Regions from separate parts of the Homo sapiens genome. Here region 2 is linked to region 1. Evidence: chromatin loops called from intact Hi-C (ENCODE). Cell type or tissue: Caco-2. All regions are shown on one strand. Links, peaks and the distances in the headings refer to the core of each region. The heading gives the core; the rest is flanking DNA. Region 1 overlaps NID1 (nidogen 1). Region 2 has its middle 21 kb from the start of NID1.

Region 1 (16,191 bases), core at 2,753-10,752:
GCTCTGGCAAAATACCATAGACTGGGAGTTTATAAACAACAGAAACTTGTTTCTCATAGTTCTGAAGGCTGGAAAGTCTGAGATCGACGTGCTGAGAAGTTGAGTGTCTGGCGAAGGCTCACTTCCTAGTTCACAGACGGCCAGACATCTTTCTGCAAAGTCCTTATATGGTAGAAAGGGCAAGAGGTCTCTTTGGGGACGCTATTATAAGGGCACCACTAAGGCCATTCATTAGGGCCCCCCTTTCATGACCTAGTCACCTGCTGGTGGCCTCACCCCCAATGCCATCACCTTGGGAGTTAGGATTTCAGTACGTGGATTTGGGAGGGACATAAACATTCACATTGCAGCACAAGAGCTGCGTCTGCGTTTCTAATGTTTTATTTCTCAGTCGGAATATGAATACACATATTTTCATCATATTATTCTAAATTGTATATGACTAAAATACTTTATGAAGACTGGACACAGTGGCTCATGCCTGTAATCCCAGCATTTTGGGAGGCCAAGGTGGGTGGATCACCTGAGGTGGGGAGTTCAAGACCAGCCTGACCAACACGGAGAAACCCCGTCTCTACTAAAAATACAAAATTAGCCAGGTGTGGTGGTGCATGAATGTAATCCCAGCTACTTGGGAGCCTGAAGCAGGAGAATCACTTGAACCTGGGGGGCAGAGGTTGCGGTGATCCGAGATCACGCCGTTGCATTCCAGCCTGGGCAACAAGAGCAAAATCCCGTCTCAAAAAAAAAAAAAAAATTAGCTGGGCGTGGTGGTGCATGCCTGTAATCCCAGTTACTCAGGAGGTTGAGGCAGGAGAATAGCTTGAGCCCAGGAGGCGGAGGTCACAGTAAGCCAAGATTGCACCACTGCACTCCAGCCTGGGTGACAGAGAAAGACTCCATCTCTAAATAATAAATAAATAAATAAATACTTTATGAAACATTACACAGAGAAAAATAATGCATAGTGTCATCTGGTCTCCTGGTGCCTATCATAGTAAAGGACAGGGATCATACAGCACTTATTTGGTACTTACTGTATACAGAAGGGGCTAGTTTCCAAAAGAAAACTAAACTGGCTTTGAAGGTGAGCCAGTGAAGATCATGGCTACTGAAATGTCAACTGATGACAGACAAACTACGAGAAATTGCGATTTGTTCCTCTTTGTCTTCTGCACGCTGCTCCACACCCTGTGTATGGATTGTGAAGTTAGTTTAGTGGCTTGCTGTTCTCACTTTCTTTTAAATGGCATGTTGAAATAGCAAACAATAATCTAGAAAATATCAGAGTGAGGAGAATATATGTAGTAGGAGTAAGTATTGTTTCATGAAGCAATACTTGTATGTATGTTTGTGTATGTGCATGGGTGAGTGCATGCCAGCATGTGTGCGTGTGTGTGTGCACATGTGTATGCGTGTCTAAGTGTGCATGGGCTGGTGTACTGGGATGCTGAGTAAAATCTGTTTCTTTCTATGGGTCATGGTTAGAAGTTAGAAAGCCACCATATTAGTTCTCTATTGTTGCATAACAAATCATCCCCAAAGTTAGCCACTTAAAACAATGAACATTTATTTTCTCACAGTTTCTGTGCGTCAGGAGTTCAGGAGCAGCTTTCCTGGGTGGTCCCTGGACCCAGGGACTCTCATGAGGTTGCTGCTGAGACATTAGTCGGGGCTGTGGTCTTCTGTGATGGCAAAGAAGGATCCCTGCTGAAGGACCCGCATGGTTGTCAGCAGGCCTCAGTTCCTCGCGACATGGGTCTCTCTACAGGGATGGCTAAGTGTCTTCAAGATCTAGCAGCTGGCCCCCTCCACAGCAAGTCAAAGGAGAGAGAGAGAGAGAGAAAGAGAGACTGACCAAGATGGAAGCCACAGTCTTTTATAAACGAATCTTGGAAGTGACAAGTATCGCTTCTGTTGATACCATCAGTCTCGGGCCATCCCTCTTGCAGTGTGACAGGGGTCTGCCCAAGTATGGAAGACCAGGCAGTGGGGAGAATGAGGGCCATCTTGGAGGTCGGCCACCATAGCCACTGACCCTGACCTTGCCTGGACAACATCTGAGGGAATGTAACTGGCTAGGTTTTTGTAACATAGGGGAGTTTATTAGAGGATCAAAGAGAGGCATTAAATGTCTTGGGCTAGAAATGTAAAACCTGGTCCAGGAGTTTAAGAACACCCTGGACAACATAGCAAGACCCCATCTCTATCAAAAAATTTAAAACTTCTAGGCATGGCATTTAAAAATTAGCACACACCTGTAGTTCCAGCTATTCACAAGGCCGAGGCAAGAGCATCACTTGAGCCTGGGAGTTCAAGGCTGCAGTGAGCTATGATCGTGCCCCTGCACTCTAGCCTGGGGTGACAGAGCTAGACCCTTTCTCCAAAAAAATTTAAAAATAATAAACAAAATGAAGCTTTCCCTCAACCCTGCATCCCTCTCTCACTGCCATCCCCTCCCCATCCTTCCCTTTATAGTTTAACTCTTCATCAAGGTTGTCTGGAATTGCTGCCTCCACTTCCTCCTCTCTCATCTTCCATTTTTTTTCCTATCTTTATATTGTAAAAATAAAACATAGATGCAAGCAATATGTAGTTCAAGGAGTTACTCTAAGGTGAGCCTGGTTGTCACTACCACTCAGATCTTGAAGTAGAGCTTTACCAGCAGCCCCAGGAGCCCCACCTGCCCCAATCATAGCCTCCTCTCTCTCCTCAAAAGCAACCACTAACCTGGCATCTGTAGTTGTCTCTTCCTTGCATTTCTAATAGCTTTATCACACTTGAGTGCATTCCTAGTCATTGTAGGTTTGGTGCTGCTCATTTTTCTATCTATAGTTTTCTTCTCCATCCCTTTCCTTTCCTTGCATTTGGTCTGTTGAAGAACCCATGCCTTTAGATCTGTAGTTTCCCACAGTCTGGATCTTGCTGATTGCACACTCATTGTACAGCACTACACACTCCTTTGTCCTCTAAATTGTCTGCAGATTGTCAGATGCTTGATCAGACTTAGGTTCAATCCTTTTGGCAAGACAATAGGTGGTGGTGTGATCTTTCATCGGGAGTGTATGTCTGCTTGTCTCACTTTTTGTGATGTTAGGAGCTATTGATGATTACTGCCTAGACCCATTAATTTCTAGGGAGGGTCAAATGGTGATATTCTAATTTCATCATTACTTTCTCATTTATTCATTGGAATTCATGCTCATTATTACCTGGGTCCACTCATTTCTAATGGGGGGGAGCAAAATGGTGATAGTCTAATTCTATTCACTGCAATGAAATAACAGCTAAAACTGTATTTGTAATTTGGAAGTAGAGAGGTAGCTTTATTCGGTATATGGGTGGAGAAGCAGAGGACAGTCAGTCTCCCAAGAGAAAAATAAAGCAAGTGAGTGACAAGGAGACAGGAGCTCTTAGTTCCTGACAGTTGTCTATTTCTGGTTCCAGTCCCTTTTCTGATTCACATGACATAACTATATTTTCATAATAAATTCTTCCTTTGGGTTTAGGTTAAGTCAGAGTGGTTCCTGTTACTTTAGTTAAAGAACTTTGACAGTGAGGGCACTGTGCACATTTATGATGATATTATTACTATTAGAAAGTGCAGGCTGGATAATTAGCTACTATGCTCTGTACAGAAGTTAGTTGATGTTTATGGATTTTTGTTCATTTTAAAATTCAGATAAGCTATGTTTTTGACCACTTTTCCTTTCTGATGTGTCTTCATTAAAGAATGCCTCCCTAAAATAATATGAATAGATATCTACTACATCAAACAGTAGTTTAAAGAAGTGAAATTTTTATCTAGTGGAAGGGGTAATACTAAAGTAATAATAGCTAACACTTATATAGCACATAATTTTTGCCCAGTATTGTTTTAAAAATAGCAAAATGTAAGGTAAATTAGAAGAAATCTTTTTAGTAAAAGAAATTTTCTGTCAAAGTGTATGGCATATGAATCATTTTGCAATCAGAAAAAACAGACAGTTGGTTCAAATATCTTGAGAGTTGTGTCTTACAAAATTACGATCGTGTGTTATTTATGCTTTCCAAAAGCAGTTGTTTAGGTTCTTGTGTTTAGACTGCCAGTAAATATGCTTTCAGCAGAACAAAACACTCTTGCATCTTCAAAAATAAAAAAAAAAAGCATTGCAATTTGCTTTTGAGATTTCCTGGCTCTCTCCCCACCCCCCGCCTATATCTGGGCCTTCTCTTACCTGGTCTCTGCTTACATTTTTTTGTTTGTTTGCTTTTGTTTTCTTGAGATGGTGTTACCCAGGCTGGAGTGCAGTGGTATGATCTCAGCTCACTGCAACCTCCACCACCCAGGTTCAAACAATTCTCCTGCCTCAGCCTCCCGAGTAGCTGTGACTCAGGCGCACGCCACCATTCCCAGCTAATTTTGTATTTTTAGTAGAGATGGGGTTTCACCGTGTTGGCCAGGCTGGTCTCGAACTCCCAACCTCACTGATTTGCCCACCTCAGCCTCCCAAAGTGTTGGGATTACAGGCGTGAGCCACCGTGCCGGGCTCCATCCTGCTTAAGTTTGATCCCACTCTCAGCACTGTCTTCCCAGTGTGATGCCCTGACAGCCCGGTCAATTTCCTAGGGTCTAGCTCTTCTAGCCCCTTTAGTTTTTAACTTTTTTTTTTTTTTTTTTTTTGAGACAGAGTCTCGCTCTGTTGCCCAGGCTGGAGTGCAGTGGCATGATCTCGGCTCACTGCAAGCTCCGCCTCCCGGGTTCACACCATTCTCCTGCCTTAGCCTCCCGAGTAGCTGGGACTACAGGCGCCCGCCACCACGCCTGGCTAATTTTTTGTATTTTTAGTAGAGACAGGGTTTCACCGTGTTAGCCAGGATGGTCTCTATCTCCTGACCTCCTGATCCACTCGCCTTGGCTTCCCAAAGTGCTGGAATTATAGGCATGAGCCACCGCGCCTGGCTTAGTCTTTAACTTAAAGGAAGAAAAACCCTCCCAGTTTTGCTGCTGTTTTTACATTGGCCTGCAGTGCCTTCTAGAGTGCCTGTTAGCGCTGGGGCTTTCCTGTTCCCACACTGTGAGATGCTCTGCCCCTTTCCTCTGCTGTCTGCCACACAAAGATGACAAGTTGGTGGTGTGTCCCTTCACCCTTCCTTATCACCGTGTTGCTTTGTAAATGCTACCCATGGGCTATGGATTTTGTTACCTAGTTAATCCATCTGGAACTGGACTCTAAAAAGTAAGCTCCTGCATTCTTCCAGAGTCTCTCATTCTCTCTCTAACCACTGCAGTCAGCTTCTTTCCCCACCACAACACCCAAACTGCTCTCGTAAAAGTCAGCAACAACCCTCCCTTTGTTAGATCTGAGGCCTCATTTCTTTTTCTTTTCTTCTTGTTTTTTTTTTTTTTTTTGAGACAGAGTCTCACTCTGTCATTCAGGCTGGAGTGCAGTGGCGCAATCTCTGCTCACTGCAACATCTGCCTCCAGGGTTCAAGCGATTCTTGTGCCTTGGTCTCCTGAGTAGCTGGGATTACAGGTGTGTGCCACCACGCTTGGCTATTGTTGTTGTTGTTTGGGACAGGATCTCACTCTGTTGCCCAGGCTGGAGTGCAGTGGCTGCATCTCAGCTCACTGCAGCCTCCACCTCCCGGGTTCAAGCAATCCTCCCACCTCAGCCTCCTGAGTAGCTGGGATTACAGGTGCTTGCCATCAAGCCAGGCTAATTTTTGTATTTTTAGTAGAGACGGGGTTTCACCATATTTGCCAGGCTTGTCTCGAAATCCTGGCCTCAAGTGATCTGCCCACCTCTGCCTCCCAAAGTTCTGGGATTACAGGTGTGAGCCATCGTGCCTGGCCTGAGGCCTCATTTCTTGATAGCACTTGGCACAATTGGTCTCGCCCTCCTTCCTGAAACACTTTCTTCATTTGGTATCCAGGACAACACACCTCAGGGTTTTCTGCATTTCTGGCTGGTGCACGTCACTGCTGGTACGATTAGCCCCATTGAATGCATGAAGATATGGGGGTTAGAGAGACTAGATAATTTGTCCAAGGCATCCAACTAACTAGTAGCATAGCCAGGACCAATAGTTAAATATTTCTTAAGCATCTCTTGTGTGCCTGTCACTGTGCTTGACACATGAACAGTAAAACGTCTCCACCCTGGAGGAGTCTGCACTGTAACTGGGCAGGAAAAGGGAATACTTGAAATTAGTAGTGAATAACTACCGGTCGTTCACTAGGAGTGACAACTACCAGTCGTTCACTAGGAGTGACAACTACCAGTCGTTCACTAGGAGTGACAACTACCAGTCGTTCACTAGGAGTGACAACTACCAGTCGTTCACTAGGAGTGACAACTACCACTCGTTCACTAGGAGTGATAACCAGTGATAACTAGCAGCAGGAAGCAGAGATGCAGGTGGGCTAAAAAAGCTGGGGAGAGTGAGAGAGGGAGGATTTGCACTCAGCCTTGAAGGACAGGTGAGATTTGAATAGGAGACAGGGAGGAATAATGAGGAGGAGGGGCAGTCAGGCAAATGGGGGAGTTGATGTTGAGGAGGGTCCAAACCAGGCCACCCAAAGGCTTGACAAGCTCCCGGTCTTGATGTCTGTGGCCACGTCTGACCGCCACCTCCTTCCCTTGTGACTCTCACATGGCCTCGTTTCCAAATCCGCGGAGTGATCGCTGAGCCTGTGGTTCCTCCATCCCTTCTTTTTCTTGAAGTCCTCTCTAACCTAACCCCAGGAAGCACAAAGGCAACCGTCCTCACCAATGCTTGGAATTTCTTGACTTCCTATCCGTCTGCACTCTCAGCCTGCAAAGCTCTTGTCTTAAGTCCGTTCAGCCACTGCGCCTAGGCTGCTGTGGCTGGGTGTATTGGACACACCGCAGATTTATCGTCATTTTTTGTTTGTTTGTTTGTTTGTTTGTTTGTTTTTAGACAGAGTCTCGCTCTGTTGCTCAGACTGGAGTGCAGTGGTGCCATCTCGGCTCACTGCAACCTCCGCCTCCCGGGTTCAAGCGATTCTCCTGCCTCAATCTCCCGAGTAGCTGGGATTACAGGCATGTGCCACTGCGCCTGGCTAATTTTTGTGTTTTTAGTAGATACGGGGTTTCACCATGTTAGCCAGGCTGGTCTCAAACTCCTTGCCTCAGGTGATCTGCCTGCCTCATCTTTCCAGAGTGCTGGGATTACAGGCGTGAGCCACCGCGCCCAGCCTGATTTATTGTCTTTAATGTCAGCCAAGCCCTTGACCAAGGCAGGTGTGGTGCTCTTCCTCTCTGTCCCATAGCAGCCTGTCCAGACCACAGCCAGCCGCTTCTCCCACTGTGCCACTGACCAGGGCCCTCATCTTTTGCACTAGCCTGTACAATCAAGGACTCTCCTATTTAGCCCTTGCAGGGCGCCTGGCTGATGGCAGCTTTCACTAAATGCTTATAACACTAGTGAGTAAGTGCTTCACGTGTCCATGGGGCTCTTGACCTGAAGCGTATGATGACTACAGTGATTTTAAAAGCCCTGCTGTGGTAGAATTTTGGGAGAGGAAGGCAGCTGGGAGCCAAGAGCTGCTCCAGGAAACAGGTGTGATGAAACTCAACAATGCAGTTTCACACTGTGACAGAAGAGACTGCACACAGAGGAGGAGTGCAAGCTCTCTTCCATGCTGGTTTACGACCTTTCTGTTTTCCCTTCTTTGTTTGCCTTTTCCTAACTGCGAGTTCAGTGCCCCTCCCTGGCCATTCGTCTTCCTCTCTAGCCCTGTGAGAATGGGGGTAAATGTTGGGAAGGGACATGAAGAGAGTTCATAAGTAAAGAAAGCTGTTATCACCGTTATTGCTGTTGCTATCACTATTATTAGTAGTGTTGTTCTTAGTGGCCCCTAGGAACATGAGGATGAAGACCATGTCAGATGGACATTGCCCCCTTGACTTGTAAATTCTCCTTCTTGGAAATTTGGCAGTCTTGCTTGGACTAACAAGTGTCTATTTGGCAGTGAATGAGATGGGGCTATAAGCCAGCAAAATCTCAAAGCCAGGCTGGGCGTGGTGGCTCAAGCCTGTAATCCCAGCACTTTGGGAGGCCGAGGCGGGTGAATCACGAGGTCAGGAGTTCGAGACCAGCCTGGCCAACATCATGAAACCCCGTCTCTACTAAAAATACAGAAAATTAGCTGGGCGCAGTGGCAGGCGCCTGTAATCCCAGCTACTTGGGAGACTGAGGCAGGAGAATCGCTTGAACCCGGGAGGCAGAGGTTGCGGTAAGCTGAGATTGCACCACTTCACTCCAGGCCGGGCGACAGTGATATTCTGTCTCCAAAAAAAAAAAAAAAAAATCTCAAAGCCAGCAGAGACCAGGGACTGTTCACTGCACCTGAGTGACCTTGTCCAGAGATGTGTGTCCCAGAGGTGCATGCTCAGAACCCGTGTAGGCCCTGGGAGTAGCTGCCTCTGTAGTGGGGCGTGGACTCTGTGCAGGAAGATGCTGAATAAATAGCACCTTCCCAAACAAGTTCCATTCTGAGTAGCCCATGGGTTCTCCCACGGTTGCATGTCGTCTCTTTCCAGAGAGTCTTGACATCTGTGAGCACCTCCCCTCTCTCCACTCTATTGAGTATATGAGAGGCTACAATTGTCATTTATTTGAATGAACACAGAGAAACCAATTTAATCAAGCAAGGGAATGGAATGCAAATCCAAGGTCAAGAATGTACTTTCTTCTTAGTTCTCCTTCTTGTAAACCAAAAAGTATCTGAGACAGGTCTCAATCAATTTAACAATTTATTTTGCCCAAGTTAAGGAGATGCCTGTGACACAGCCTCAGGAGGTCCTGATGTCGTATGCCCAAGGTGGTCAGGCTACAGCTTGGTTTTATAGATCTTAGGGAGACATAAGACATCAATCAATACAGGTAAGATGTATGTTGGTTTGGTCCAGAAAGGTGGGACAACTGGGAGCCAAGTGTAGGAGGGAGAGCTTCCAGGTCATAGGCAGATTCAAAGATTTTCTGATTGTCAATTGGTTGAGTTATTATCTAAAAACCTGGAACCAATAGAAAGGAATGTCTGGGTTATGATAAGGGCTTGTGGAGACCAAGGTTTAGTCATGCAGATGAAGCCTCCAGGTAGGCGGCTTCAGAGAGAACAGATTGTAGATGTTTCTTATCAGACTTAAAGAGTCTGTTCTGCCAGGTTTTGTTGTTGCTGTTGTTGTTGTTGTTGTTTTAATTGAGATAGAGTCTCGCTCTGTCACCCAGGCTGGAGTGCAGTGGCGCAATCTCAGCTCACTGCAACCTCCACTCCCTGGGTTCAAGAGATTCTCGTGCCTCAGCCTCCCAAATAGCTAGGATTACAGGCGCCCATCACCACGCCCAGCTAATTTTTGTATTTTTAGTAGAGATGGGGTCTCACCACATTGGCCAGGCTGGTCTCAAACTCCTGACCTCAAGTGATCCACCCGCCTCAGCCTCCCAAAGCGCTGGGATTACAGGCGAGAGCCACAGGGCCCGGCCTGTTCTTTCAGTCTTAAGGTCCATGTTGATGTTAATGGTAATGAGACGTGGCCAACCCTCCCCTTCCTCTCATGGCCTGAAGTAGTTTCATAGGTTGACTTTGGAATGCCCTCGGCTGAGAGGAGGGGTCCATTCCGATGGTAGGCGGACTTGGAATTTTATTTTTGGTTTACACTCTGTTTCATTTTCCTCTCATTCTCTTTGTCCCCCCACCTTGAGAAAAGTCACCCCAGACTTCCTGCCACTCCTCAGATAAGTATCAGGTCTTGAATGCTTTCTTCCCTAGCAGCTCGAACTAGATGAGTAAGAAGACGCTTGTCTGAGTCATCAATGTATCAACCAGAAACAAGCTCAGGAAATGCGTCTTTAGCATCCCCACTACCCCCACCCCATCCACCAGGCCTTTAATGGAAAGTTTCCCATGGGGGCCAGGGACACTCAGCAGGGGACTCTCCCTAGAGCCCCTGGGCTGCTCCCACTGTCTGCTGGCCCAGAAAGTCCACCGAGATCACAGCTTTTTATAAACTCACTTGAGATTCTATTTCCTGAGTACAGTTGAGGTTCCCCCTCCTTTTTACAAGTTCAAGATACAGTACTTCAAAGTTCCACTGTAAATTCTAGAGCCCTTGAGATTTTCTATGCTGACCAAATACTTTGTTAACACAACTCTGTCGGCCACATAAAATGGAACAACGCTTACTGCATGAAAAGTTTTGTTTGGTTGACAGCACACAGGACACCAGTTTTGTTTTCTAACTGGAAAAGCACCACCACATGCAGATGTGATTGGTAGGAAAATGGGGCTCTGGATGCACAGGTAATTTTGGTGAATGAGCTAAGGTACTGTGTGTACATCGCTGTTGTCGTAACAGGTTCAATGTGAGGGAGCCGTCTAAGCACTGGCAATGTGGACGCCAGATGCCAGACCAGAAGGGCGGGGCTAGACCACAAACCCAGAGACCTAGGTTCTCGTTAGAACTGAGCCACCAACCAGTGCTGTGGCCTGAAGGAGTCTCTGAGCCACCAACCAGTGCTGTGGCCTGAAGGAGTCTCAACTTCTCTGAGTTTCAGTTTTCTCATTTGGTGTAAAAACTGCAGTTGCTTATCACATAGGATTGCAATGAGAATCAAATGAAACATATCTGTGAATGGAAACAGCTTATATGAAAACTCTAAAACCCTATGCCAACGTAAAATTTTGTGGAAGTAAACACGTTTTACATTCAAGAGTGAACAAAACCAGATTTTTTTTTTTTGAGACAGAGTTTTGCTCTTGTCGTCCAGGCTGGAGTGCAATGTCACAATCTTGGCTCACTGCAACCTCTGCCTCCTGGGTTCAAATGATTCTCCAGCCTCAGCCTCCCGAGTAGCTGGGATTACAGGCACCCGCCACCACACCCAGCTAGTTTTTGTACTTTTAGTACAGACGGGGTTTCTCCATGTTGGCCAGGCTGGTCTCAAACTCCTGACCTCAGGTGATCCACCCACCTCGGCCTCCCAAAGTGCTGGGATTACAGGCGTGAACCAACGTGCCCAGCCAGACATTTTTTATTCTAACCAGATGGCTTGCTTGTATCTTTGTTTGGTGCTTCCTACTTCAAATGTTTTGTTTTGTTTTTTATATTAATTAGCCTCTGGGACAAAAGAAAAGCATGCATGGTTTTGTCTTGCTGGGTTCAACAAATACTTTTCTGGCATGCTAACTGCTTCTCACCAAGGGAGCAACCACGTTAAGCAAACCAACATGAGAACTGGCAACACAGACAAAGGTACTTCAAATATTCACTGGCAACACACTTATGGAATGTCACTGTGTCTGCTTTGCGAGGATCCAGTCGCAAATGAACATCTGGGTGCAGAGCTCGAAATGTCTCTGTGTGCCTTGTCTCGTCACCTCCCACTGACTCCTCAAACAGTCCTGTGAGATCTGTTATTACTGCCATCCCTGTTCCACTGCTGCAGGAGGCACAGCTTAATCTGTATCATTGACATGTACAAGGTGACACCAGAAGTAATGGAACTGAGGCCAGGCATGGTGGCTCATACCTGTAATCCCAGCACTTTGGGAGGCCGAGGTGGGTGGATCACCTGAGGTCAGGAGTTCGAGACCAGCCTGGCCAACATAGTGAAACCCCGTCTCTACCAAAAAAATTCAAAATTAGCCAGACATGGTGGTGGGCACCTGTAGTCTCAGCTACTCAGGAGGCTGAGACAGGAGAACTGCTTGAACCCAGGAGGCAGAGGTTGCAGTGAGCTGAGATCAGGCCACTTCACTCCAGCCTGTGCAAGACAGAGTGAGACTCTAATTTAAAAAAAAAAAAAAAAAAAAAGTAATGGAACTGAGAGTCAAAAACATTCCCAGGTGCAAAATTCTGAGAAATATATAATATTCTAGTCTATGTGATTACAGTATATTTTTTATTATTAATTAACATTTTAGTATATATTAATTAATGTACACATGTGTAAACATATATACAAATAAGTACATATTTCCCCTTAACATAACTGGTAATGCCTAGAGCAGGGGTTGGCAACTACAGTCCCCATAGGCCAAATCTGGCCCACTGTTTGTTTTTGTAAATGAAGTTTTATTGGGAAAGCCACACTCATTCATTGAGGTATGAAACATGGTTGCTTTCATGCTACAACCACAGAGTTGCGTAGTCGTAACAGAGACCTCATGGCCCACAAAGCCGAAAATATTTATTCTTCCTCTTAACAGGAGAAGTCAGTTGAGCCCTACCCTAGACCTATTCAACCACAATCTTCTACTCATCAAAAAAAAGCAGAGAGGAGGCCAGGCATGGTGGCTCATGCCTATAGTCCCAGCACTTTGGGAGGCTGAGGCGGGCGGATCACCTGAAGTCAGGAGTTCAAGACCAGCCTGACCAACATGGTGAAACCCCATTTCTACTAAAAATACAAAATTAGCCGGGCATGGTGGCAAGAATCTGTAATCCCGGCTACTCGGGAGGCTGAGGTAGGAGAATCGCTTGAACCCGGGAGGCAGAGTTTGCAGTGAGCCGAGATCGCGCCACTGCACTCCAGCCCAGGCAACAAGAGCAAAACTCCATCTCAGAAAAAAAAGCACAGGAGTCTGAGACAGGAAGATGACTCGAGTCCAGGAGCTGGAGGCCAGCCTGGGCAACATAGCAAGACCCTGCCACTTAAAAAAATACATGAAGTGGCCAGGCTTGGTGGCTCACACCTGTAATCCCAGTACTTTGGGAGGTCAAGATGGATGGATCACTTGAGCTCAGTAGTTCGAGACCAGTCTGGGCAACCTAGTGAGACACCACCTCTACTAAAAATGCAAAAAATTAGCCAAGTGTGGTGACGCATGCCTGTAGATCCACCTACTCAGGAGGCTGAGGTGGGAGGGTTGCTTGAGCTGGGAGGTTAAGGTTGCAGTGAACTGAGATTGCACCACTGCACTCCAGCCTGGGTGACAGAGTGAAATCCTGTCTTAAAAAAAAAATACATGGAGTGAAAATGGACAGAATTAAAAAGAGAAATACAAATTATATATTTTTTAAAAAAGCACCTAGGCATTCCTTGGCTCTCCATGCCTTGTGGACGGTCTCTTCTGTGTAGCTGCTATCTCCCTCTGTCAAGGCAGCCACTCACTGAATTGCAAAGTGTGTGTTCAGCTGTTGGCTTCCCTCCAGACTGTGAGCTCCCTGACAGCAGGTGCTATGGGTTATTCCTGTGTGCATCCCCCAGCACAGTCAAGTAGGTACTTCTTGGTTTTTTGGGTTTTCGTTTTGTTTTTTGGGGGACAGGGTCTTGCTCTGTCACCCAGGCTGGAGTGTAGTGGCCTGAACATGGCTCACTGCAGCCTCAAACTCCTGGGCTCTAGAGATCCTCCTGCCCCACCCTCCCAGGTAGCTGTGACCACAGGTGCATGCCACCACACCCAGCTAAGTTTTTATTTTTTATAGATATAGGTCTTGCTGTGTTGCCCAGTTCTTGAACTCCTGGACTCAAGTGATCCTCCCTCCTTGGTCTCCCAAAGTGCTGGAATTACAGGTGTGAGCCACTGTGCCTGGCCGAGTAGATGCTTCTTGACTAAATGTTAAGGAGATTTTTTCCAGAGAGATAAACAAGGAACAGCTCCTTAGAGTCAGTGAGATACAGGTATGGTGTGGGCAAGCCCAGATCACCCTGAGAGCTCACAGAGGGGATTGGACTCAGCCCTGGGGAGCTGAACAGACTTCCTGAAGGGAGTTAAGTGCCTAAGCTGATTTCTGAAGGATTAACCAGACAGGGAGAAGGACAGTCACAAAAAGAATAGCACGTGGAAAGGCCTGGGAGGGAGAGGCAACAAGACATGGATGAAGTATAGCTCTTAGCAGACAGTGATGTGGAGAATGGGTACCTCCTGCCAGTGTCTGGACATTGCTTTGTGTGGTCGATACTGCAGAGGCTACAACTCTGGACTGGTGACTGAACTCTAACCAGTGTGGAATCCACTACGGCTTGGAAGTTGTTTACTAGCAATTCCACAGCTTTAGAAGTACAGCTGTCCCTCAGTATCCACGGGGCATTGGTTCCTGAAGATACCAATCCACAGGTACTCAAGTCTCTGATATAAAATGGTGTAGTATTTGCATATAACCTATGCACACCCTCCCATGTACTTTAAATCATCTCTAGATCACTTATAATACCTAGTACAATGTGAACGCCATGTAAGAAGTTGTTGTATTGTTTAGGAAATGATGACAAAAAAGAAATCTGTTCATGTTCAGTACAAACACAACTATCCTTTTTATTTTTCCAAATATTTTCAATCTGTAGTTGGTTGAATCCACAAATGTGGAACCCGTGGATATGGAGTGTTCACTGTATTTCCCTGTCTTAAGATCTGAGTTGTACAGTTTAGAGGTCAATTTCCATGCCAAAAAGCAGGACATAAATAAAGGAAAACATACAAATGTTGGTAAACGCACTTGGTGGTATCTGGTGCCTGAAATCTTTGGCCTTGACTTGTCGGTTATCAAGAAGCTTGAGATGCTAGCGTGGCCAACATGGTGAAACCCCGTCTCTACTAAAAATATAAAAATCAGCCAGAGGTGGTGGTGCTTGCCTGTAATCCCAGCTATGCGGGAGCCTAGGGCAGGAGAATCGCTTGAACCTGGGAGGCATAGATTGCAGTGAGTCGAGATCATGCCACTGCACTCCAGCCTGGGCAACAGAGCGAGACTCCGTCTCAAAAAAAAAAAAAAGAAGAAGAAGAAGTTTGAGATGATAAAAATGACACATTTAGAAAAAACAAACAAAAAAATTTTCTTAAAATAAAACCCAGTGATGTTCATCAATGGATAAGCAAAATATGATCTGTCCCTACAATGCAATATTATTCAGCCATGAATATGAAGCAGGTTCTAATACATGCTACCACCTGGATAAAGCTTGACAACATTCTGCTAAGTGAAAGAATTGTTTACTTAAAAATGGTTCACTTGGCAGGGCGCAGTGGCTCATGCCTGTAATCCCAGCACTTTGGGAGGCTGAGGCAGGCGGATCACCTAAGGCCAGGTATTCGAGACCAGCCTGGCTGACATGGTGAAACCCTGTCTCTACTAAAAATACAAAATTACCTGGGCTTGGTGGCGGGTGCCTGTAATCCCAGCTACTCAGGAGGCTGAGGCAGGAGAATCACTTGAACCCGAGAGGCAGAGGTTGCAGTGAGCCGAGATCGTGCCACTGCACTCCAGCCTGGGCAACAGGAGCGAAACGCCATCGCAAAAAAGTAAAAAAAGGTTCACTGTATGTTCTATCAATTTGCTTCATTTCTTTTTGCCTCAATTTTTTAAAAGTGTTTTAAAAGGAACTACCTAGGAGTATAAAGGAGATGTAAATATCATTTTCTTGACAAACCTATTCAATAATAATGATGTTTCTGCATTTTGAATAACTGATGAAACAAAACCCAGTGACACACAGGCAGCCCTCGTGGTTCTGAGCGAGCTGCGGGGACTCCTGCAGCCCCGCCAGGGAGCGCTGACGGATGACGCACCTGACAGCTTTCTTGTTGCCTGTTTCTCTGATAGAGGTGGAGAAAACCCGGTGCCAGCACGAGCGAGAACACATTCTCGGGGCAGCGGGGGCGACAGACCCACAGCGACCCATTCCTCCGGGGCTGTTCGTTCCTGAGTGCGATGCGCACGGGCACTACGCGCCCACCCAGTGCCACGGCAGCACCGGCTACTGCTGGTGCGTGGATCGCGACGGCCGCGAGGTGGAGGGCACCAGGACCAGGCCCGGGATGACGCCCCCGTGTAAGTGGGTGCAGGCCGTGCTTGGGCGTGTGCCTGAGAAGGACCTCGGGGGACCGGAATTGCTGAACACGCTCTTTGCTCTTCTGCTGGACCTAAAGCTTGAACTGTTCCACTGGCTCCAGCCCCACCCGCTCCTGCTGCACCCTTCTTCCCTCTCACTTACCCCGCTCCTCCCCGTGCTTCCTCTCCTCCTCACCCTCTCTGTTCTCTTACCCTCTTCTTTCTCCTTCCCCACCCAACACACACACGTGTAGGGTGTAAATACCCAGTGGGGCCTGCCACAGCGGTACCTGTAATGGTAGCAGAGCGGCTGTGTGTGCTCCAGGCCTCCCAGAAGAACTCTCTGCCAAGGGAGGCGTGGAGGTGGAATGTTCCTGCACTGGGACATGGCAGGGATGGTGGGGACCAACC
Region 2 (16,191 bases), core at 5,524-13,523, 82 kb before region 1:
ATGTTTACCCAAGAGAAATGAAAACATGTATTCACATAAACTTGTACAGGAACATTCATAGCAGCTTTATTTGTGATAGGTAAAAACTGGAAATAACCCAAATGTCCATCAACTTGTGAATGAAACAAGTCATAAAATGCTCATCAGCAAATAAAAACAAGAATGAAGTACACATACACGTAACAACATGGGTGAATCTGTCAGACACAGAAGATCACATACTGTAAGACTCCATTCATATGAAATTCTAGAAACAAAATGATAGCCACAGAAAGTGGATCCGCGGCTGGCAGGGCTGGGATGGAAAAAAGGGATTGGCTGTAAATGAGGGATCTTTTAGGGGTGATGAAAATGTTTCATATCATGATTCTAGTGCTGGCTACAAAGCTGTCCACATTTGTTAAAATGTAGCAAATTACATACTAAAGTTTGGCAAATTTTATTGTATGTAAATTGTACCTCCATAAAGCTGATTTAAGAAAAGAATGAAGGCTGGGCATGGTGGCTCATGCCTGTAATCCCAGCACTTTGGGAGGCCAAGGCGGGTGGATCATCTGAGGTCAAGAGTTTGAGACCAGCCTGGTCAAAATGGTGAAACCCCGTCTCTACTAAAAATACAAAAAATTAGCTGGGCATGGTGGCTCAGCCTGTAGTCCCAGCTACTCGGGAGGCTGAGGCAGGAGAATCGCTTGAATCCAGGAGGCGGAGGTTGCAATGACCCGAGTTGGCACCATTGCACTCCAGAATGGGCAACAGAACAAGACTTCGTCTCAAAAAAAAAAAAAAAAAGAACGAAAAGGAAAGCCTTATCAGCTCTGTGAACTGGACAGATCATGTAACTGTTCCATGTCTGTATTTCCACACTTATAAGGATAATAATACCTAGCTCTCAACAAGTGTCAAGTTTCTGTCGCCTTTCCTTTTTTTTTTTCCAGGATGTTAGTCTGAGTCAGCTATAAATCAAGATTGTCATTGATGGGTGGGGATTGGTGACCTCTCCCCCGAGGTCTTCAGATGGGAATCATGTCTCTAAAGGGGCGATCTCTAGATGTGAAGACTCACATATGTGTCAAAATGTTAAATGTGCAAACTCTTTCTGCTTCTGTAAGCCTATGTGATAGAAAGGCTGGCAAAAAAAAATGTGCAAAAAATATGTAGAAGGATGTACATTGCTGCTTTGGCTGGGCACGGTGGCTCATGCTTGTAATCCCAGCACTTTGGGAGGCCGAGGTGGGCAGATCACCTGAGGTCAGGAGTTCAAGACCAGCCTAGCCAATATGGTAAAACCCTGTCTCTACCAAAAATGCAAAAATTAGCCAGGTGTGGTGGTGTGCACCTGTAGTCCCAGCTACTCAGGAGGCTGAGGCAGGAGAATCACTTGAACCCAGGAGATGGAGGTTGCAGTGAGCTGAGATCATGCCACTGTGCTCCAGCCTGGGCAACAGAATGAGACTCTGATTCAAAAAAAAAAAAAAAGTACATTGCTGCTTTGTTTGTAATAGCAAAACTTGGAGACAACCTCAGTGTCCATCCATCAGTAAGACTTGGCTAAGTGAATTAAGAGATTTCCATTTCCTGGCCAGGCACAGTGGCTCACGCCTGTAATCCCAACACTTTGGGAGGCTGAGGCGGGTGGATCATCTGAGGTCAGGAGTTCGAGATCAGCCTGGCCAACATGGCAACCCCCTGTCTCTATTAAAAATACGAAAATTAGCCGGGCGTGGTGGCACATGCCTGTAATCCCAGCTACTAGAGAGGCTGAGGCTGGAGAATTGCTTGCACCCCATAGGCGGATGTTGAGTGAGCCAAGATTGTACCACTGCACTCCAGCCTGGGTGACAGAGTTAGACTCCATCTCGAAAAAAAAAAAAAAAAAGAGAGATTTCCATTTCCTGGAATACAAGAGAGCTGATGGATGACATAAACCAGATCTGTGTACAGGAACTTAGGGAACGGCACCCAATACACTGCTCGATGAGAAACCCATATGTACAGCAGCACATACAAAATAATCCCACTAAAGAAAAAGAGTGTGTGGCAGAGACCGCCAGCTATTCCCCAGTATCCTTTCTTTCATTTAGTAGAAGAAATCTGGCCCCTCCAGCCCCATTTTAAGTGGTTGGCTTGGGTGGGTGTCAAGGCTCTAGGGCAGTGTGGCTGAATCCTACATGTAGGCGAGCAGTCGTCACCTCCCTTTTAGCCAGCTTTGGCAAAAGGTCTAAATTCTGGCCACAAGATGTGAGCGGAAGTGACATATGCAATGAAGGGGTCATATCCTTCAAAAGGAAGCTAGTTGTTGTTCACTTCCTCTCTCCCCTTTCTGCAGTGACACCCTGGAGATAATGCTTTGATGTAGACAAGGGCCCCGTGCTACAGGACGAATCTTCATGCAACAGAGCAACTGCCTGCCTTGTCCCACTCCTCTAACGGCTTCTAGAAAGAGAAATTAACTTTTATCTTGTTTGAGTTACTAGTCTGGGGACTGTTAACAGCTGCAAATCCCATATAGTAAGTAATACAATGTACTTTATAGTATTACCTTTGCTAATAATGATAGTTTACCGACATCTAGTGCTCATTATGTGCCAAGCACTGTTCTAGGCACTTTACATAAATAACTTGTTTAGCCAGGTGCGGTGGCTCACGCCTGTAATCCCAGCACTTTGGGAGGCCGAGGCAGGTGGATCACAAGGTCAGGAGATCGAGACCATCCTGGCTAACATGGTGAAACCCCGTCTCTACTAAAGACACAAAAAAATTAGCCGGGCATGGTGGCGGGCACCTGCAGTCCCAGCTACTCTGGAGGCTGAGGCAGGAGAATTGCTTGAACCTGGGAGGCGGAGGTTGCAGTGAGCTAAGATCACGCCACTGCACTCCAGCCTGGGCGACAGAGTGAGGCTCCGTCTCAAAAACAAAAACAAAAACAAAAAATGCTTCGCAGATGGGCCACACTAGCCAGTGGATGTCATGTTGCCCAAACAACCAGTTGAACACGTCTCATATTTCATCATTTGTTTTGTAATAATATATCTTCAGTGTAAACCCAGAAAGAGGGAAAAAAACCCTCAGCCAACCACTCCTCTCTTGAGAGGGTCTCAGGGACACAGCCTCTCTTAAATTTGTAAATATTTAGCACTCTAGTTCCTGGAAGAAGATAAGTACTTGTCTCTGCTAAACCTTCCTGTGGATGACAGCTCCATGGAGTATGTGTTCTGAGCCAAAACATACCATATTTGGTCCGAAATGAGTGGATTGCCGATCATTGTAGTTTCAGATCTTTTAACTGGAATGAAGGACATTTGGTCCATACAGTTAACATCCACAAGAATACAGGGACTCAGGGGTTTCTGCCCACTTCTGAACCTGCAAAGCTTCATGGTTGAGAAGGAAGACATGTGCATGACACGGGACTGTATTCCAGCCCTGAGCCCGCGTGGTTTTTTTTTTGGTTTTGGTGGGGTTTTTTTGTTTGTTTTGTTTTGTTTTTTGAGACGGAATCTCTGTCGACCAGGCTGGAGTTCAATGGTGCAATCTCAGTTCCCTGCAACCTCTGCCTCCCAGGTTCAAGCAATTCTCCTGCCTCAGCCTCCTGAGTAGCTGGGATTACAGGTGACTGCTACCATGCCTGGCTAATTGTGAGCTGGCATGTTTTAAGTGTAAAGGGGCAAAGGGTGCTTTGCACTTCAGCTAGACTACTTCAAGAAAATAAGATCTGAGCCAGGTGCAGTGGCTCATGCCTGTAATCCCAGCACTTTGGGAGGCTGAGGCAGGTGGATCACCTGAGGTCAGGAGTTCTAGGCCAGCCTGGCCAACATGGTGAAACCTCGTCTCTACTAAAAATACAAAAATTAGCCGGACGTGGTGGCAGGTGCCTGTAATCCCAGCTACTCAGGAGGCTGAGGCATAAGAATTGCTTGAACCTGGGAGGCGGAGGTTGCAGTGAGCCAAGATTGTGTCACTGCACTGCACTCCAGCCTGGGCGACAGAGCAAGACTCTGTCTCAGAAAATAATAATAATAATAATAATAATAATAATAATAAATAACATCTGATCTGAACAAGTTTTAAGTTAAACAAATTAAAAGAAAAGCCCACCCACAATACAATTATTCCCTTTTTTTTTTAAAGATGTGTTAGTACAAGTGTTATAATCATTGTTTTACTCATTTTTTTTTTTAAGATATGGTCACACTGTGTCACCCAGGCTGGAGTGCAGTGGTGCGACCAAGACTCACTGCAGCCTCGAATTCCCAGGCTTAGGAGATCCTCCCATCTCAGCCTCCCGAAATGATCTTTGTTTTAAACACATCTCTACAGAATTTATCTTTCAGGACCTGTCTGAACACTGAGATGAATGACTTGGTCCCCCCTGAAGTACTTGATGTGAACTGCACAGGGAAATTGTTTTGTTATCACTTGGCTCATGTATGAGTCATTTTCAAGAAGTAAACTTTGCTTTGAACAGGGTGGTTTCTGCTCAACAACAGTTCAGTTTGGTAAGCATTTCTTTTTTTTTTTTTTTTTTTGAGTTGGAGTTTCACTCTTGTCGCCCAGGCTGGAGTGCCAGTGGTGCGATCTCGGCTCACTGCAACCTCTGCCTCCTGGATTCAAGAGATTCTCCTGCCTCAGCCTCCTGAGTAGCTGGGATTACAGGCGCCGCCACCACGCCTGGCTAATGTCTTTGTATTTTTCGTAGAGATGGGGTTTCATCATGTTAGCCAGACTGGTCTCGAACTCCTGACCTTAGGAGATCCACCTGCCTCAGCCTCACAAAGTGCTGGGGTTACAGGCATGAGCCACCACGCCTGGCCTGGTAAGCATTTAATGAGCATCTACTATGTGCTTACTTTTGTGGGGGGACCTACAGTAAACAAGGAACTGGAGAAAGAATCAGATATTTTAAAATCAACACAATGACAAAGATAGAAAAGTGATACCCCCAACACTTTGGGAGGCCGAGGTGGGCAGATCACAAGGTCGGGAGATGGAGACCATCCTGGCTAACACGGTGAAACCCCGTCTCTACTAAAAATACAAAAACAAAATTAGCCGGGTGTGGTGGCGGGCGCCTGTAGTCCCAGCTACTCGGGAGGCTGAGGCAGGAGAATGGCGTGAACCCGGGAGGCGGAGCTTGCAGTGAGTGGAGATTGCGCCACTGCATTCCATCCTGGGCGACAGAGCGAAACTCCATCTCAAAAAAAAAAAAAAAAAAAAAAAGCCATACCATTTGCATCCCCCGGGTTTTCTGAGGGGCAGTGGCGTGGTGCACAAAGCTCAGGGCAGAAGCAGGGCTTCAGGACTCCATGATGGAAGCCCACTCCCCTCCAGCCACGGCCCGAGCAGCCAGGAGAGATGTTCGTTTGCCTGTTCCCAGCCCACCCTGAGTTCCCACCCAGGCTCTGGATGCCAGGACTCTAGACTCACTGCGTTCCACACTCTAGCTTCTGTGGTTACTATTGGCAATGGCGCACCAGGAGCACTGGGATTCCGGGCTGTGCACCAGGGTCTAGGTTGCAAAGACGCCTGAAACCAGAGGGGGAAAACAGAGAACAGTTCATCAAAATGATTAAAATTGCAAGGGATGGGGGGAAGGGAAAGTGATACCATGTCTATGGTCTGAATGTGTCCCCCCAAATCCATATGATGAAAATGTAATCCCCAATGCAATAATGTGGGGAAGTGGTTCCTAGCCGAGGTGTTTAAGCCATGAGGGCTCTGCCCTCATGAATGGATTAATGCCAACATAAAAAGGGCTTGTGGCCAGGTGTGGTGGCTCATGCCTGTAATCCTAGTACTCTGGGAGGCTGAGGCAGGTGGATCACTTGAGGCCAGGAGTTTGAGACACGCTTGGCCAACATGGCCAAACCCTGTCTCTACTAAAAGTACAAAAATTAGCCAGGCATGGTGGTGGGCACCTGTAATCCCAGCTAATCTGGAGGCTGAGGCAGGAGAATCACTTGCAGCGAGAGGCAGAGATGGCAGTAAGCTGAGATCATGCCACTGGACTCCAGCCTGGGCAATACAGTGAGACTCTGCTAAGAAAAAAAAAAAAAAAAAAAAGGAGGGGGGTGTTTGTGGGAGTGGGCTTTCTCTCTTCTGCTCTTCCACCATGTGAGGACAAAGCGTTCATCCTCTCTTGCCCTTCCACCTTCTGCCATGTGAGGACACAGCAAGAAGCCCCACACCAGATGCTGATGCCTTGACCTTGGACTTCCCAGCCTCCAGAATGGTGAAAAATACATTTCTGTTGTTTATACATTACCCAGTCTCGGGTATTCTGTTGTAGCAACACAAAACAGACTAAGACGCCATTCTAAGGCATGAGTGAGCAATTCTGTCTTCTTAGGTGCAGAAGAAAAACGAAACTCGACAGAGAAGGTAATAACTAAGCAGAGTTTTAAGAGTTGAGTAGGAGATTACATAAAGGCTAAGAGGAGGAGAAGGGCATCCAGGCAGAAGGGACTGACTGGGACAAGGAGGCACGAGACAACACAAGGCTCAGGAACCTGTGAGTGGGGCAGGAGTGTGAGGTGGGGAGTGAGGGGCTGGCAAGGGTCCCTCTCACCCCATTGGGAGCCCAGGATTGCTCCATGGGCCAGGGGCCCCTTGTAAGCACAGCCCTGGGGCCAGCTGTTGTCTATGACTTCCCTCTGCCCGGAACAGCTGTTGTCTATGACAAAGTTTTCATGAGTCTGTGGCAAAATTGTTAAAGATTACATATATTATAATTACATATTATTATATAACATAATTACATATACATATAATCATACATTACATCTATAATTATATAGATGTATATAATTTATCTAAAGCAAATTTTTCATAGAGTGAACCATATTCAATTAAAAGGACTGTCTTTGATTCTGACACTGTGCTATTCCTGTATTTTGATGTTTAAACATCTGGTCATTAATCAAATGATGGTGACAATAAAAAGCTGGGCATTCTGTCAGTGCCTTCAGTTTCCATTTAAACTTTCACAGGCCCAGGGAGTCCAAAATTCTGGGATTCACTGAAATAGGATAACTGATCAGATTTCATTTCCAGAAACTCCCTCAATGGTGGTATGGAGGTCGGGCGGGGATGGGCAGACTGGAGACAGCTGAGGACCATGACACGAATGAATAGGGGCCCAGCTCCCTACGTCCCTTTCTGTTTGTATTTCAGCATAGAAATCATCCTCTTATGCCTGAATTCAGGCAAGCTGAGGCACAGCCAGCCTGGAAACGGCACCTGGGATGCTCTCAAACAGAGAGGAGCCCCCCATGTCCTCTTCCTGTTGATCCATGTTGATTGGCAGGGGATGATGACGTCTTTCCTTTTTCAAGAAATTGTTAATTTTCCTTCCTCCAGTACTTCCGGTCCTGAAAAACAACCACCAAAAGCACCCAACCCTCTCCCACTTGGTTCTTTTAAAGCCAGAACCTTTAATTTTGAATTAGAAAACCTTCATTTTCCCCCGCTCTTATTTCAAATCAGAGAGGTTGCGTGAATGATCCAATGGAGCTTTAAACTCTTCCTGAAAACTGAGACCCCACTGCTTGGTTTGTATTCCCACCTCTGGCTTTTCTGCATGGGCCAGGAGCACTGATAGGCCTAGGTTAAGTCATGGTACAGACCTGAGAGAATCAGATAGAATGATCTTAACAGCAGCTGATATCAGATTCTTTCTTAAGAGGGAGGAGCAAGATGGAATCAGGCTTGGAAATGGGAGAGTTCAGAGACCAGGTGATGCCAGGAATATGCCCTTCCAATCGTCATTCCCCTGCCCACTCCCCAAACACCAAGTAAACACACACACACACACAAACCATGTTGCCAGGAATATGCCCTTCCAATAGCCACCCCCTCCCCACTCCCCAAACACCAAGTAAACACACACACACACACACACACACACAAATCATGCACACCACAAGCACACACCACACATGCACACAGGCACAACACACATACATACACCATTCATATGTACATATACATATTTACCTATCTATACCACACTTGTGCACATCATTCACATACATATACACATATACATGTACATGTACCACTTACACTCACATACACATTCACATACATACGCCCTACACACACATACACCACACACCCAGACACCTCACACATGCACATACACACCACACATATAGACACACCGTATACACATTCATGCAGCACACACATACACCACACACATGCACCCTCCACATGTACATACAGCACACATATGCACACACCAGACACGTGTACACATATGCACCACACACACACTTATGCTCACATGCACACACGTCACATACACACACCACATACATACACACACACACTGACCTCGCCTACTACTCCCCTGTGACTCTGGCTCTAGCCTCCCTGCCCCCAACATACCAGCTTTGCTCCTGCCCCAGGGCCTTTGCACTGACTTCCCTCTGCCTGGAACACTCTTCCCCTGCGTAGCTTCATGGCTCATTCCTTAACTTCCTTTTAGACTTTGCTTAGTTGCCACCTTCTCAGTGAGGTTTTCTCTGATCCCTTTATTTAAAATTTCACATTTCCTGCCTCTCCCCACATTCCCAACCCCCTACAACTCTCTATTTTCCCCAGAGCACTCAGCTTTTCTTATAGATCATAAAATTTACTTACTATATTTATTTTCTGTTAACGCTCAAGCATTGGAAAGGTGGAGAATCAGCATGTGCCCTGCAAGGGAGGCTTGTGCCATCAGCTATGAGAGGTTGATTGTTTTTGGTTTTGTTTTATTATTATTATTATTATTATTATTATTATTATTATTATTATTATTATTAGAGATGGGGTCTTGCTCTGTTGCCCAGGATAGAGTGCAGTGGTGTGATCACAGCTCACTGCAGCCTCAAACTCCTGGGCTTGAGTATCCTCCTGCCTCAGCCTCCTAAGTCACTGGGACTACAGGCACATGCCACTGTCCCTGATAAATAATTGTTCTATTTTTTTTGTAGAGCAGGGTCTGACTTGTTGCCCAGGCTGGAGTGCAGTGCATGATCATGGCTCACTGCAGCCTCGGATGCCTGGGCTCGAGCATCCTCCCACCTCAGCCTCCTGAGACACTGGGGTTACAGGCCCATGCCACCATGCCTGCCTTGCTGATTTTTTTTATTTTTATTTTTTTGTAGAGATGGAGTCTCGCTTTGTTGCCCAGGCTGGCCTTGAACTCCTGGCTTCAAATGATCCTCCCACCTCAGCTTCCCAAAGTGCTGGGATTACAAGCGTGAGCCATGGCACCTGGCCACATTGTTTCCTATACTTGTAGAAGGGACTCCCTTTCTGTGATTTGTCCTGTGAAGGTGTTAAGCTTGGTCCTTTACTATGATCCTTGTCTCAGGGAATAAGAGTCCAGAAGTCAGTAGCTCAGGCGGTGAGGACAGCTCCGTGCTGTCCTTGAGGATCCCTGCAGATCACTGCAGCACCCTCCCCAAGTGTGCCTCATGGTTCAAGTTGGCTGCTGGAGTTCCAGTGACCACATCTGCATCCCAGGCAGCAGATGAAGAAAAGAAGGAGGATTTCCCAGAAGTCCCTCACTAGGTAAATACAGAGGATACTGCCGGTGCATCTTTTAACAAACTGTTCATGTCACAGCATCTGATGGTTTTCAAATTTGTTGGCATGGTTTCTACACCAGATCTTTTCCCACTTGGCCATTCAGCCATTATTAGTAGGACATGCGACAAGGTGCTGTACAAGTTTCTTCCCAGCATTAGAACAAAGAGTGGGTGCAAAGGTCCTTCCTTTATCTGTTTGCATTGTCTGGGTTTACATTTTGTTTATCCTCATACCTTTGTTCCTGCATAAGGAATGGCTAGTTTGTAATCAGAATTAAATGGGCTATATCCAGGAAATCGCATTGTGACGGGAATTGTCCTGCCAGGAACCAGGATAGAAAGCCCGATGCTGACCTCCAGCAGATCTTCAGCTTCGATCAAAGATTCTCTATCTAGGGTGCTTATCAGATTTTCTTTCAAGTTTCAACCTGCCTTTCCCTCCTCACCCCTCCTTAGAGCCTGACACATGCCCAGGCTTATCAGAATTTGCAAAAAGTAATTCTGATTCACCATTCTCCCCTCCCTCCTCCTCCCTGTCTCCTCACGGTTCAGTCTACTCTGCTGAGAATGACTGCTCTGGAAGAAAGCACATCCCTCGCCCTGATAGAGTTTTCTGAAAGCTGAAGAGGCTGCCTGGCCAGGAGGAGACGTCAGCATTATCTCAAATGTAAGTATCTCCAACTCTGGGTGCAGGAACCTCTTCAGACAAAGACAGAAAGTTCACTGTGGATTTGAGTCACTGTTTCACAGCTCTGCAATGGAAAGAACTCTGTATGTGAAGAGCTGGCATTGCCTCTTGCTGACTGAGTGTCCTTGAACAAGGCAATTACTCTGATTCTCAGTGTCCTCATTTGTAAAATGAGAGATAAAGATACTCCTGCAGATTACACGAGATTGTAGAGATACATTGTACAATAAAGAGTTTGCAGACTAGATGAGGCATTGTTACAACCATTGGTATAATAGGGTGAAGGCAAAGGAAGGATTAATTGTACGGGGTGGGGGCGGTGCAGGTTGGGGAAAGATTTTTGCAGGAGGGGGTTTGGAGCTGGACCCGTAGGAAGGTGGAAAGGCATGCCTATTATATCTCTGGTGTTGGTGGTGATTTGCTCATGTCCTACCTCTCTGGACTCCCCTTGCCCACATTCCCAACAATAGCAATACAATCGAAGGCCATCAAAATGTTCACAGCCTTTCACCCAGCAATCCCACTTTGGGAAAGAGGATTTGAGGAAGGAAGTCCTACAGAGAAAGAGCAATACTCACTGCTGATGCTTTTTAAAAATAGCCAAAAAATGTTTGGGTGTGGTGGCTCACACCTATAATCCCAGCACTTTGGGAGGCCACGGCGGGTGGATCACCTGAGGTCAGGAGTTCGAGACCAGCCTGGCCAACATGGTGAAACCTTGTCTTTACTAAAAATACAAAAAAATTAGTTGGGCATGGTGGCGGGTGCCTGTAATCACAGCTACTCAGGAGGCTGAGGCAGGAGAATCGCTTGAACCCGGGAAGTGGAGGTTGCAGTGAGCCAAGATCGCACCACTGCACACCAGCCTGGGCAACAAGAGTGAAACTCTGTCTCAAAAAATAATAACAATAAAATGTAAAATAAATAGAATAAATAAATAAAAATAGCCAAAAAAACTGGAAACAACCTAAATGTTAGCAGTAGAGAAATGGTTAGATTAAGTGTGCTCCAATAAATGGAATGTAAACAAAATATTAAGCGTGAAACTGTGTTGCAACATAGTTTGGAGGTTATTACAGTACCAGGCTAATGGAAAGACCAAGTGAAGAAACAGTGATGTCTATATATTGTAATAGCAACCCTGTCTAGAATATTTGCATATTATAATTGATTAGAATATTAAAAAGAAAAAAAGCGGTATCGGGGTAATAGTCTTATGTTGGTTCAAAAATTTCCAAACAGGGGCCAGTGCGGTGATTCATTCCTGTAATCCCAGCACTTTGGGAGGCTGAGGCAGGCAGATCATCTGAGGTCAGGAGTTTGAGACCAGCCTGGCCAACATGGGGAAACCCTGTCTCTACTAAAAATACAAAAATTAGCTGGGTGTGGTGGCGGGCACCTGTAATCCCAGCTACTTGGGAGACCGAAGCAGGAGAATCGTTTGAACCCAGGAGGTGGAGATTGCGGTGAGCCGAGATCGTGCCATTGCCCTCAAGCCTCGGTGACAGAGCCAGACTCCGTCTCAGAAAAAAAAAAAAAGAAGATTGCATACTAGTCTTAGCTATGCCATGTATTAGCTGTGAGACCTTGGGAGACTATTGAAATACCCCCAGCCTCGGTTTCCTTACTGGTATAGTGGAGTCTGTGGTAGGTAGCCCACAGGGCCACTGTGGTGATCAGATGAGATAGTCTATGCATCACACACTGTAAATGGCATAGATGTAACGGTCCCCCTCGCCTGCAGGGCAGTGAGTCAGCCAGTCCCAAAACCTCTTCCCTGTTCTCAGACCTATGAAGGATAAAGGGGAAGGAGCAGGCCAGGAGGCAGGGAGATCCTTCAGCCTTGGGGAAGGAGAAAAGGGCAGGAAGATTGGTGGGAGGACCCACAGCCTGCAACGTGGATCTAGGAAAGATTGGGCTGGGCCATTGAGGCCTGCTTAGCAGATCACCCAAGAGAGGAGCAGGCATCCTACAGGAATGGGCTTGCCCCAGCACCCTCACCGGGCTCAGGGACGTGGGGCCTCAGCGTGATGCAGCGGTGGCCCCAGAGGCCAGCATCTGGGGCTGTTTGTCAGGCATGCTTTGTGCCTTAGAGCTGAATGGAGTACACTTAGGGCCACCATGTTCTCCTCTTCCTTACGCGTCACCTCCTCAGTTCCCCAACCTTTCTGAGTCTGTCCCTGTCATGTATTGGAGTCTTCAACTTTCTCCTGCATGCTTCCATTTTTCATGTCATTTCTTCTCTAATTTCTCCCAAATCATGCTGACAGAGTATTCATCGCAGAGTACAACTCTCCTTATGCCACCAAACACTCATTGGCTTCTCATTGCCTAAGAATCCAGCCTGTCTCTCCAAGCTAGTGTGACGGGCTGGAGCCAGGCCTGCTCTTCCAGCCTCCTCTATGTCTTAGCCCAGTTGTCCCTGTCTGCGGACCTACATCGTACATTGGGGCTGCTCACGTAATTATTTATTTAATCGTGAAAAACACAGGAAGCTGCTTCTGGTTGTGTGGTGAGAAATTACATTCAGGACCTGAATTTTGTGTCCAGGGGCCATGGATGGCTTTTGCTACCCATAGGAGTTTCAGAAAATGAGATTAGGGTAGAAGCAGCTTGCTAAGACCCCACTCCAGATTTTCTGAGACCTACACACTTCCCTGGACAGGCAGAACACCAACTGTCTTCCCACAAGGCACATGGGAGATTTAGGAAGTCAGGCCCACAGAATATTCCTCAGCCAGCTGCTTCTAGAAAGGTCTCTTTTGTGCTTATTTTGGTCACCTCTAACTTGCATATGATTTCTGTGTCAAAACCCTCACACTGGGCGCAGTGACTCACATCTGTAATCCCAGCACTTTGGGAGGCTGAGGCAGGGGGATGGTTTGAGGCCAGGAGTTTGAGACCAGCCTGGGCAATGTAGCAAGACTCCATCCCCACCTTAAACTCCTCTGGATGTTCAGTGCTCTGTTGAATCTGCCCCAAATGAACCTGCACAACCTGACTTCCTCGTTTCCACGTGTGGCCTTCCAGTTACCCTGCTTTCTAGGGCATCCCCTGGCTCAGCATTTGCTGTCAGAAGGTAACTTTTGCCGCCTAAATGGATGACGGTGTGTGGTTTTTAGTGTGCAAGAAGCCAAGGGCTCCTGAGAGCAAGTGGCGGCTCAGGAGATGTGCAGCAAGTGATGCTTTGAGAAGGGCCTGGCGGGGGCATCCCTGGCTTTCTGCAGGGAGGCAAAGCTAGTCCCACCATGAAGTGGCCAGCAGCCCTCAGTCCCTGTGGCCTAGATGCCAGTCTTCTCAAGGATGGCACTGGAAGACCTCTTTCCTTCTTATTTATTTATTTTTGAGACAGGGTCTCACTCTGTCACCCAGGCTGGAGTGCAGTGGCATGATGTCGGCTCGCAGCCTCAACTTCCAGGTCACAATTGATCCTCTCACTCCAGCCTCCTGAGTAGCTGGGACCACAGGAGTGCGCCACCATGCCCAGCTAATTTTTGTATTTTTGGTAGAGACGGGGTTTCGCTATATTGCCCAGGCTGGTCTTGAACTCCTGAGCTCAAGCGATCTGCCTGCTTCAGCCTCACCAAAGTGCTGGGATTACAGGCGTGAGCAACCACACCTGGCCAGTACTGGCAGATCACTTTCTTCCTAACTTAAATGATGCCAGGGAGAAACAGGTGGGCCTAATGAAAACTGATGATTACTGTGGCTGTGCTGATATCTATTACTGAAATGTGATAGGTTCTGGGGATTGCAACAGGCGTTCCTAAAAATCACTGCAGCAATAAAACCACAGGGCTTACCAGGAAAACCAGGTTAGGAGTAGAATACTCGAAAACTTCATTAGTGACGTTAACAACCTTGGAACCTAATAAAAATGGCAGCACAGTTTCATACATGTTCCATGGTTAAGAAATGCATATAAAATACAACAATGACAGCACATCAGCTCGCAAAAGACCTGAAGTTCCCATGCAGGGTGTTCACCTACACTCTTGCCCACTCACCGGCTGGCTCCCAGGCCCACCACCTGTGTAAAAGAGGAAGAGAGCAAAAGATAGAGAGAAAAAAGGGGAGGAAAAGAAAGAGAACAGAGAGGAAATACGTAAAGTAGGCTGAGAAGGAAGAAGGGAAAATTAAAGAGAAGGCGAGTTTAGGACCACACAGCCCAGCGGCCTTTGGAAAGGTGGCTACTTGTGAGTTACTGTGAAGGGGTGGAAGGAGCAGCACCTGAAATTCGGTGTGGAAAGTTGGGACCCCAGGTGGGGGTGGGGGTGGCTCATTGTCCTGGCCAGGGTGGCCCATGTGTCGCTTTGTGCACCCCAATGCAGCTCAGTTCACCCGGGTGCAGTATTCTGTGTTTGTTCATCCAGTGTTTTTCAAAGACAAAATCTCACATGAGAAAGTGCGACATTCACATTATGCAATTTATTCCCTGATAAAGGCACATCTTGTTTTTTTAAGATTCACTTTATAGCACTGCACAGATACAGTGTATTTTACAAACTGAAGGCTTATGATGTCCCTGCATTGAGCAAGTCTATTGTTGCCATTTTTCCAACAGTGTGCGCACACTTCATGTTTCTGTGTCAGCATTTTTTGACAATGAAGTATTTTTGGTATGTACATAGTTATTTCAGACATAATGCTATTGCACTTAATAGACTACAGTATAGTATAAACATGACTCTTTTTTTCTTTTGTAAAGATAGGGTCCTACTTTGTTGCCCAGGCTGGTCTCAAACTCCTGGCCTCAAGCTAGCCTCTCACCTTGATCCCCACAAAGTGCTGGGATTACGGGTGTGACCCACCAGGCCCAGCTAAATATAACTTTTTTTTTCTTTTCTTTTTTTTTTTTTTTGAGACAGGGTCTTGCTCTATCACCCAGGCTGGAGTGCAGTGGCTCAATCTCACTACAACCTCCTCCTCTCAGGTTCAAGTGATTCTCCTGCCTCAGCTTCCCAAGTAGCTGGGACTACAGGCGTGCGCCACCACACCAGGCTAATTTTTGTATTTTTAGTAGAGACCGGGTTTGGCCTGTTGGCCAGGCTGGTTTTGAACTTCTGACCTCAGGTGATCCACCCGCCTTGGCCTCCCAAAGTGTTGGGATTACAAGCTTGAGCCACCACGCCCAGCCTAAACATAACTTTAAAAAAAAATGTTTATTTTAGGTTCAGGAGTACATGTGCAGGTTTGTTATATAGGTAAACTCGTGTCATGGGGGGTTGTTGTACAGATTATTTCATCACTTATGTACTTAGCCCAGTATCCAATAGTTATTTTTTCTGCTCCTCTCCCTCCTCCCACCCTCCACCCTCAGGTAGGCCCCTGTGTCTGTTATTCCCCTCTTTGTGTCCATGAGTTCTCATCATTTAGCTCCTACTTATAAATGAGAACATGCAGTATTTGGTTTTCTGTTCCTGTGTTAGTTTGCTAAGGATAATAGTCTCCAGCTCCATCTATGTTCCTGCAAAAGACATGATCTTGTTCTTTTTTATGGCTGTATAGTATTCCTTGGTGTATATGTACCATATTTTCTTTATCCTATCTGTCATTGATGGGCATTTAGGTTGATTCCATGACTTTGCTATTGCGAATCATGCTGCTATGAACGTTCACGTGCATGTGTCTTTATGGTAGGATGGTTTATATTCCCCTGGGTATATACCCAGTAATGGGATTGCTGGGTTGAACGGTAGTTCTGCTTTTAGCTCTTTGAGGAATCGCCATACTGCTTTCCACAATGGTTGAACTAATTTAGATTCCCACCAACGGAGTATAAATGTTCCCTTTTCTCTTCAACCTTGCCAGCATCTGTTATTTTTTGACTTTAATGATGGCCATTCTGACGGGTGTGAGATGGTATCTCATTGTGGCTTTGATTTCCATTTCTGTAATGATCAGTGATGTTGAGATTTTTTCTTT

Evidence for each region. A loop is a pair of places that touch in the nucleus more often than their neighbours do. Peaks named below come from ENCODE experiments on the same cell type or tissue, not always from the same donor. Only the 100,000 strongest peaks of a DNase experiment are listed, where the experiment ranks them.
Region 2: a loop joins it to region 1, with 3 times the contacts of the local background. A loop is called at or near these places in 3 of 110 quality-filtered maps.

What each region holds. Positions count from the first base shown.
Region 1 is chr1:235,993,234-236,009,424 of GRCh38, reverse strand. It overlaps NID1 (nidogen 1), which reads left to right. Exons shown (of 20, transcript NM_002508.3): 13 at 15,553-15,780. Among named protein-coding and RNA genes, the nearest start is that of LINC02768, 29 kb to the right of the region's middle. RefSeq lists enhancers at 7,265-7,973, 9,939-10,008, 10,049-10,098, 9,000-10,199. In Caco-2, for the core only: no CTCF peak of the experiment used is centred there; a DNase peak (open chromatin) is centred at 7,694.
Region 2 is chr1:236,077,848-236,094,038 of GRCh38, reverse strand. No RefSeq gene overlaps it. Among named protein-coding and RNA genes, the nearest start is that of NID1, 21 kb to the right of the region's middle. RefSeq lists an enhancer at 12,283-12,784. In Caco-2, for the core only: no CTCF peak of the experiment used is centred there; a DNase peak (open chromatin) is centred at 10,018; H3K4me3 peaks cover 1,420 bases.